2 separate regions of the Mus musculus genome follow, and region 2 is linked to region 1. A link is a contact called in ENCODE Hi-C or POLR2A ChIA-PET data. All regions are on one chromosome and are shown on one strand. The core of a region is the stretch at or near the end of the contact, and the rest is flanking DNA. Distances in the headings are between cores, read along the strand shown.

Region 1 (4,593 bases), core at 1,401-3,900:
GGACATTCTAGTCAGTGGCACCAGATGAACACTCGACTGCTTGTTTCCGATGTGGACTTCTTCCCTGCCGATGAACAAGAGATAAGCAGAGGCAACATTGTGATCTGAAGCAGGCCCACTTGGTACCCTCAGGAGCTACAGTGCAGTAGAATCCAACTAGCTTTTCAGTAGTCCTGGGCTGAGTGAGGATGGAGACAGAGTCACAGCAGTATCCCCGGCCAGACAAGATTAAGCCTTCTGATAGCTCAGCAATAGCTTTACAGACTAACTGTAAGCAACAGCAGAAGAGCACATTTCTCTACAAGTCAACAGAAGGCAAAATGTGAATACTACAGTGTACCAACCTCTCTTCCTTCCTCTCCTCCTTCAGTCCCTCTGGAGATGGGATTATAGGTGGGACCATCCTTTTACTTTTTGAATTAATGTTTAAGACACAATATATTTCTTACAATATTTAAGTATAATATTTTGGTTACATATATATTTTAAAGAATATATCGTTGGTCAAGAGAGATGACTTAGAGGTTAAGAATGTGTACTGCTCTTATAGAGATGTGGAGTTCACAAAAGCCAGTACTAACTCCAGCTTTGGGGCATCCAAAATTTTTTACTTCTTTGGGTGCCTACACTTAGGTACATATATCTGCATCATGGCTACCCTCCCCCAAGCCACATTCCTGCATCATGGCTACCCTCTCCCCCTAAGCCACATTCCTGCATCATGGCTACCCTTCCCCTAAGCCACATACCTGCATCATGGCTACCCCCTCCCTAAGCCACATACCTGCAAAGAGCAAAATAAATATTGCAAAGTGACATGGTACATACTTGGTATCCCAGCGCCCTGGAAGCAGAGGTAGGCAGATATCTATGAGTTTGAGGGCAACCCTGTTTCGAACAACTAAAAAATATACATAGATTTCTTTTAAAAAATATTATACTTAGATATCTTATTTTGTTTTTAGATAGGATCTCACTATGCAACTCTGCATCCTGAGTGCTAGGATTAAAATGTGCTTACTGCCACATTCAGCTACACAAATCTTAAAGTGGAAGATTTTATGTTTTTATTGGTGTTTTGAAAAGCACCCAAGGCAGACGGATTTCTGACCCCATCATATATATATATACCATCTTTATATCTTTTTTTGTGAGAGAGGGTTTCCCTAGGTCCTTGAACTTGCTATGTAGACCAAGCTGGCTTAGAACTCAGAGATCTTCCAGCCTGTCTCCCCAGTACTTGGATTAAGTGTGCCCCCATATCCATCTTTTTTTTTTTTTAAGATTTATTTATTTACTATATGTAAGTACACTGTAGCTGTTTTCAGACACACCAGAAGAGGGCATTCGATTTCATTACAGATGGTTGTGAGCCACCATGTGGTTGCTGGGATTTGAATTCAGGACCTCCAGAAGAGTAGTCAGTGCTCTTAACCGCTGAGCCATCTCTCCAGCCATCCTTAAAAACAGTATTTTTGTTGTCATTTGTTTGTCTTTTTCTTGGGTTTTTGTTTGTTTGTTTGTTTTTGTTTTGGAGGGGAAGACTTCTATCAGTCAGCAAAAGGTTAAAGCAAATCAAAAGGACAGGTCAAATATTAGTTTTTAATAAAAAACAAAACCAAGAAATTCAGGCCAGATTGTGTGTGCCTTTAGTCCTAGCATTAAGGAGGCAGCAGAGAGGCAGAGCCAGGCATATCTCTTAGAGTTTGAGGTCAGCCTGATCTACAGCGAGGGTTGAAGACAGTCAGGGATGCACAGAGAAACCCTGACTCAAAAAAATCAAAACCAAAACCAAAAAACCCCAGGAAATTCCCGCCTCCCTGGGCTTGCTTTCCTGAATGTATCATTTACCTTTTGTCTTGCCTTTCTCAGGCGTTCTTTTATTCTTTTACTGCCCACCCCCCAAGTCTCTCATCTAGGGACCACTACCATCCATCAATCAACCATCCATCAAGCTTCCAAGGATACCAAAATTAAGTTGTTGAATTTGATCAGGCAGGATAGTTCACAACCGGCTTGTAACTCCAGCACTTGGGAAGCTAAGGCTGTGAGTTCAACAGCTAACAGCAGTCCAAAGCGAGGCCCAGTCTCATTAAAAAGTTTAAGTATTTTAATGGTGTCCCAGAAACATCCCCAGTCTGGGCTACTTGTGGAGGTTCAAGTCTAGTGTCCCCCCAAGTCGACTCAGCCATCTGTGGCTCCAGTTCGTGGTGGACCCAACACCCTCCTCTAGCCTCCGAGGGCACCAGGTATGCTTGCAGAACAACGCTCCCATACATAAATCAACTAATTTATTTTTTAAATAAAAAGTTGGCCCGCCTTGATGGTGTGTGAAGGCCGCTTCTGCCAAGCCCGAAGGCAGAATCCTCAGGCCCTCCGGGTTGGACGGAGAGAACCAAACCGATGACTTCCTTAAGCCTGACCACCAAGCCAGGTCTCCCCGCAACCCCCACCCCACCCCCCACATGCGCACACAAAATAAATGTTTAAAAAACTTAGTCGTTGGAAAACAAACAAACAAACAAACAAAAAGTATGATTACGGAAATGATGATGCAAAGCGGGAAAACTCACCTTCCTTTCCAGAAATCTTAAGGATTTCCTTCAGGGAAAGCCACAGCCAGTGGAGACCAGAGACTTCAGTACGAAGGTCAGTTCCGGGTCTCACAAAGCGTCACATAAACCGGCCATTTCGACCTTTATTACCGGATTGGTCCGGATTGGTCCGGAAGCAGCAGAAGTGGCTTCAGATACTTTTGAATCTGTTTCCTGGCCCCACCTCCTAGGTAGGTTAATTTACATTTCTAAACAGTTGTCTGAAAACTCTTCAGTAAAACACTGACCTTGGCTGAAAACTCTTCGGTAAAACACAGACCTTGGGTGTGATCTCAGGCCCAGACAGATTGGATAGCACATTGCTGATAGTCCCTGAATTGGAAAGGCTGAGTCAGGAGGATTGCTGCAAATTTGAAGTGGACCCAGGATAAGAGGTGAGTTCCTACCCAGCTTGGATCACAGAGATTCTGAAAACAGATAAACCACTACTAATCTATCCATTCATCCTCGAATTTTATATAATAATAATAATAGTAAAAAGCTGTGTGTAGCAGTGCATGCCTTTAGTCCTAGCATGGTGGGAGGGGGACAGCAGAGGCAGGAGGATGTCTGTGGATTGAGTTCGAGACCAGCCTGATTTATAAAAGACAGACAGACAGACAGACAGACAGACAGACAGACAGACAGACAGACACGGGGGGGGGGGAGAGAGAGAGAGAGAGAGAGAGAGAGAGAGAGAGAGAGAGAGAGAGAGAGAGAGAGAGAGAGAGAGAGAGAGAAGAGAGAGCATACATTGGGATGGGGTGTGAAAGAGGAAAATGGAACAGCAGAGATGGAAGGGTTTAATGGAGGAGTCCCCCAGGGAGATGGAGGGAGAGGAAGGGGGCCAACTAAAGCAAAATGTATTTTTTTAATTCCTTAAGGTAATTAAAAGCAAATTTAAAAACTATAAAACAAAAGAGAAAGGTACTTTTAAGATGTTGTGCCCTATGTGTGGTGATCATTAATAGGAATGCAGACCATGAGACTACTTTGCAGGATCTGTCTTGTTTTCCTCAGCCTCAGCCTCTTATCTTTAACTGCTAATGCTTTTTCACTAGAGAAGAATGACTCACTTGGTTCTCCAGAATGTTTGCTTCAGGGAAGGGTCACTGCTTTGCAGGGAGATAACCGCCTGCCTAAGGACTTTGTCTCAGGAGGGGGTGTGGGGGAGGAAGGGGCGGGCCCAGTGAAGAGGAAAATCTCTCTAGTTCCCTAATCTTACAGTCCTGTCTCTGACAGGGATTATGTCATGCGCCAATCCTTGCTAAGCAAAGGAGAGAGGGTTTTAAATCTAATTTTATTTTTTTTTAAGCAGTTGGCATGACAACCAGCAAATCCTCCTACCTGGCTCTCCTGATCTTCCAGATCAGATTCAGCACTAGGCATCTAGCACCGTGGCTCTCCTGTCTGGAGAGATTCTCTGTACCTTCTCCCTAAACTGAATTCCTCACGCTTGCTTTCTCAGATAAACCACCTTCTTCTTTTTTTTTTTTCCCTATTTCTTTAGTCTGGAGAGGATTTTCTTTTTAAAAATATACCCAATCTCTTTTCTTCTAAGCCTTGGGGCAAAAAACATGTGTGAGATTTTGACCTGCCCCCTTTTTGGGTTTTGAGACAGCCTTGTGTGTGTGTGTGTGTGTGTGTGTGTGTGTGTGTGAGAGAGAGAGAGAGAGAGAGAGAGAGAGAGAGAGAGAGAGAGAGAGAGAGTTTCAACAAGACAGGGTTTCTCTGTATAGTCCTGGCTCTCCTGGAACTCACTTTGTAGACCAGGCTGGCCTTGAACTCAGAAATCCACCTGCCTCTGCCTCCCAAGTGCTGGGATTAAAGGCCTGTGTCACCAGCCTTTTGCTATATATAGAAAGCTGAGTTTAAACTTGTGGCACTCCTGCCTCAGATTCCATAGTGCTGAAAATTTCATGTGTACAGACAGCACCATGCTCTGAAAGGAAGGACTGGCTTCTAGCTGTCTTGTTTTCTCTAAGTTTGTCCTGTTCAT
Region 2 (4,593 bases), core at 1,570-4,069, 130 kb before region 1:
GGATGAACCCCCTCTCCTCTGTCCCTACTTCTTCCTCTCTCTTTCTGTAACTCCAGTTTTCCTTTCGGTCTACTGTCAAGGGAGATTCTGGCTTCTACACTCACTCTTCCTTTAGTTCACAGCAGCTCCTAGACTCTCCTCCCCTCCCCACCAATAAAATCCTCCTGGGCTCTCCCTTCTTGGGTTGTCAAAATACCAAACACCTCGGTTCACTGTGCTACCCTCTCAGGCACGTTTCCTCGCTTCTTTGCCGTGATACCTGGCTCCTGTCCTCTGAGTTTCCTTTCACCTACAATTTGGATGATTCATCAGGAATTTTTGCCCTTCAACTTCAATTCTTCCTTAAAAACTGTATTAAATACTGTGAGCAAAGATCGTGGAAGTCTTCTAGAAGCCGCGAAATTTGCTGAAGGCTACCAAGTTACTACTCTAATCGTAATTCTGGTCCTGCAAATTTGGCCAATGAATTCCAGGAATCATAGCCCCAGGGCCTGGACAAGGATTCACGTAGGAATGATGAAGCCAAAACCTGTATAGCCTGACACATTAATGGACGGTGTTTTGCTCTTTAAACTTTGAATGACAGTATTGCCCAGCAACACACATAAATTACCAGAACATTTAAAAATTTTTACTTTATGTGTGTGAGTGATTTGCCTGTATGTATGTATGTCTGTGCATCACATACGTACCTGGTTGGGGGTTGAGGAGAGCCAGGAAACAGAGTTGGGTTCCTTGGAGCTAGAGTTCTAGATGGTTGTGAGCTGCTATCAGGGTCCTGGGAATCAAACCCAGGTCTTCAGAAAAGCAGAAATTATTTTTAATTTCCACAATATTATTGTTAAGAGCAGCTAATGGATAAAATTTCAGCAGTCCAAACATTTTGTTTTGTTTTGTTTTGCTGTTGCTGCTTATATGCTTGCTTGCTGCGGGGTCTCATCCCTAATCCAGGGTAGTCTGTAATTCTCTATGCTTTGTCTCAACTCAAAAATCTCCCTACAGTCTCAGCCCACCCAAATGCTGGGTTTGCAAGCAAGAGACATGAAAAAATTCTCATTTTAATGCACTTGAAATGACAGCCCGCTTCTCTTTTGTGGATGAATTGCTTCCCCAACTTATTTTGGAGAAACAAAATTTCCCTATGTCCCTATGGAAGCAAAGTTCCTATGTCCACAGATGAGTTTGTTCGTTTAGTGTTCCTTTGGAGTGTGGGGAGGGACTTGGAAAGGAAAGCAAAATTGCAATGGGACAAAAATTAATAACAACAATGGACGTGTGAGGTGGAACAAGGACTCGAATGCTGGACAGGATAGTCCTCAGATAGTCTGAGAGTCCTTGCCACAGCCTCACCCTGATAGGAATGAGACCTACCAAAGGAGGAGTTACACTTTAATCCAGTTTGTCCAGTGTTTTACAGCCCAGGCTAAGGCTCTGATAACAAAAGGGTGTGGCTCAGATTCTGAGTACCTAATGCAAAAGAAAGGCCTTCTGCTTTCTCCTTGAAACCTAAGCATAACCTAAAAGGGAGGAAACTGAAACAGGGCCTCACTTTGTAACCAGGGGGGTTCTCTCTCTCTCTCTCCTCTCTCTCTCTCTCTCTCTCTCTCTCTCTCTCTCTCTCTCTCTCTCTCTCTCTCTCTCTCTGTCATACACACACACACACACACACACACACACACACACACACACACTCACATCCACACACACTCACATGCAAAGGCAGTCAGAGAACTTGTTGAGAATTTGCCAATGTGTTTTGTTTGTTTTTTGTTTTTTGTTTTTTGTTTTGTTTTGTTTTGTTTTGTTTTCAAGACAGGTTTCTCTGTTTAGCCCTGGCTGTTCTGGAACTCACTTTGTAGATCAGGCTGGCCTCGAACTCAGAAATCCGCCTGCCTCTGCCTCCCGAGTGGACCACGCCGGCTGCCAATGCATTTTTTAAAACGCCTAAATGAAGTGTTCTGGAAACCTGGAGTAAAGCAGTTCCTTGTTCTGTCTTCAGCCACAAACTCACTTCCGGGGATGACAGGAGGTTTATCCTACTTCCATTCAGAGGAATGAGAGACACTTCATAAATAGTCAAAATTTCATCAGTCAAAAATTTTTTTCGATCTCACAACTGAATTTTATTCAAAAGAAGAAAAAAAAAACCTAGAATAAATGACCGATTCCTCCCTGATAAGTAAATTACAGAAAAGCTCAGGTTAAATGTAAGAGGATCTTAAATATTGATTTGGTTTTTGTCTTAATGGTGCCCGGCGTATTTATACGAACCATTAAATTTCACTAGACCGTTTGTAGTCAGTGGTGAACGCTGCATGACCCACGCTCTCAAAGTGAGTTGTGTTGCTTTGCGGGAATCCAGCAGTCACATTAATGCTGGAAAAAGTTCAGGCAACTAGTGTACTTTGTAGCGGGGTCCGGGAGAGGCTGGGGTCTAGAGTGGCGATGGGACGAAAGTGTAAAGAAAGTTTTCGGTGTGTGTGTGTGTGTGTGTGTGTGTGTGTGTGTGTGTGTGTAGGTAGGTAGGTAGAAACTGCATCCTCTGCTTGTGTAAATTCGGTTACAAGTCTGTAACAGAGGTACTGAGATGTGACTGAGTCTCAAGGCCAGGCGATCGGGATTCTGAAGAGGCATTTGCATAACTGAGCAAGAGTCTTTGCCCCACCCTTCCACGCCGACCCAAGACAAGGGGACAGCTCTGGGTGGGTCACCTGAAGGGCCAGGGGCCCGCCCACATCCCCGCCCACACCCACCTTGAGCGCTTCTCATTGGGCATTCCAGCCTACCCAGCTCGGAGTTAGTTACTCCGTAAGTGTGGCCGGAACAGAGTTCGTCCATCTAAAAAGGGAGGGGTCCAAGGAGCTGAACTCCTAGCCGCCTAGATTTCCACTGTGGCTCTGGGTACGAGTGGCAGTTTCTTCTTGGGATTTCAGAAAGGAAACCAAGGAGGAAATAGGTAGAGCGCATCGCATCGCTGTGGGCATTAGGTAAGTCCTGTTTCATGAAATGGCTGGGATTTGTCTTTTTTCTCGTTATGAGGAAAGGGAGGAGGGAAGGGTTTGAAAACCAGCAATTTAGAGTTTTGACTCTTCCAAATTGGTGAAGATCTTGGCAAATAAATGCTGGCTTTCAGACTGCATCGATCACCAGCTACCTTGGTCCATTGGCCATCACGTTTTCAAACATATTAAGGAGCACAGTAGATGCACATTGAGGAAAGTGGGAATTCAGGTTGGAATCTCCTTGAAATTCTGTTTCAAATTTTGTTCCAAGTGTTCGTGTGCTTTTATCTTATCTCAATTCCCTAGATCTATTTTATATGAAAATGTTTAAATTAGCGAGGTAACAGGGCACCTACCTTTTCTCTCCACTTACCTCTATAAAATTCAATAGATTATTCTAGAAAAAGAAAATCGAAGAGCATTTTTTTGGCTTTGTTTTGTTTTTGTTTTTGTTTGTTTGTTTGTTTGTTTGTTTTTCGAGAAAGGGTATCTTTGTATACCCCTGGCTGTCCTGGAACTCACTCTGTAGACCAGGCTGGCTTTGAACTCAGAAATCCGCCTGCCTCTGCTTCCCAAGTGCTGGGATTAAAGGTGTGCGCCACCACCGCCCGGCTAGAACAGCTTTTTTTTAAATTACTGATTTTCTTTACTTAATTTTCCAGTTTCCTCACTCCATTTTCCAATCAAGCATCCAGCCGGAAAGAACTTCCTCTTGCTTCCTACAGTCTGCATTCCAACCTTCAGATTGCTTGGTTCTCAAATTGCCTGAGGAGTTCCCTGTTCACTGTTGTCCTTTAGTAGTAGATCCAGAATAGTGGTTTAACTTAACACCCTATAATGGTTTCCTTTGGTGTTGAACTGCAACGCAAATGGCTTTCCGTAGAATTCCCAGGCTCCTTTGCACTTGGACCCTGGCCGCCATACTACCGACCAACTTTTCTAAGAATTACGACTTAACACCGAGTGGTGGCGCCGGCGGCCTCACTTGGCCTGTAATCTCAGCACTCCGGGAGGCAGAGGCAGGAGGATCCCTTTGAGTTGGAGGACAGCCAAGTCCAGAAAGCAACTTCCAGGACGGCCAGGCTGCCTAGAGAAAGGATCCCTGTCTCGAAAAACCAAAGCGGGGAAAGATCGACTGCTTCTGTGGTGACTATGGCTTCCTCCTGTAGTAAATATGACGGCCTTCTGTAGTAACTTCGGCTTCTTTCCCTACTTAAAACTTTTATCCTAGGTTCCCTACAGCCATGATTCAGTTTCTTTTTTACAGTGTCTGCATACTGCTTGCTAAAGCCGGGGATTTGGGGGATCTAATCTCACCTCTCCGGGGACGGTATTTTTGGGGCGAGCACTTTTGTCTGCGGAGACAGGTCCTGGATGGTTCTTAGAGTGATGGTGTCCCTCTGTACGTCATCGCATACTCGGAAGTTTTTCGTGAGCCCTTTTCTCTGTCTGAAACCATTTTGTTAATTCACAGTTTACTAGCTATGTGCCCCACATGATAAAAGCTTGACTCTGTGTGTGATAACTGGGTTTTTTTTGGGTTTTTGGTTTTTTTCACTATTGAGTGAACAATTGTCATGTGATTGAAGTA

What was found. Hi-C counts contacts between places; a loop is a spot of excess contacts on that map. ChIA-PET counts read pairs that join two places held with the same protein, here RNA polymerase II (POLR2A).
Region 2: a loop to region 1 is called in a map of mouse trophoblast stem cell, with 2.3 times the contacts of the local background. The contact joins the promoter of Zfp42 here to the promoter of Triml2 in region 1. A Hi-C loop is called at or near these places in 1 of 37 maps with a recorded cell type or tissue (mouse trophoblast stem cell). POLR2A ChIA-PET finds 5 or more read pairs at or near these places in 1 of 5 experiments (embryonic stem cell).

What each region holds. Positions count from the first base shown.
Region 1 is chr8:43,178,593-43,183,185 of GRCm38, reverse strand. Triml2 (tripartite motif family-like 2) reads right to left here and starts at 2,650. Exons shown (of 8, transcript NM_001381929.1): 1 at 2,574-2,650; 2 at 1-64. The coding sequence starts at 6. It also overlaps a transcript of Triml1 not described here.
Region 2 is chr8:43,305,235-43,309,827 of GRCm38, reverse strand. Zfp42 (zinc finger protein 42) reads left to right here and starts at 2,819. Exons shown (of 4, transcript NM_009556.3): 1 at 2,819-2,987.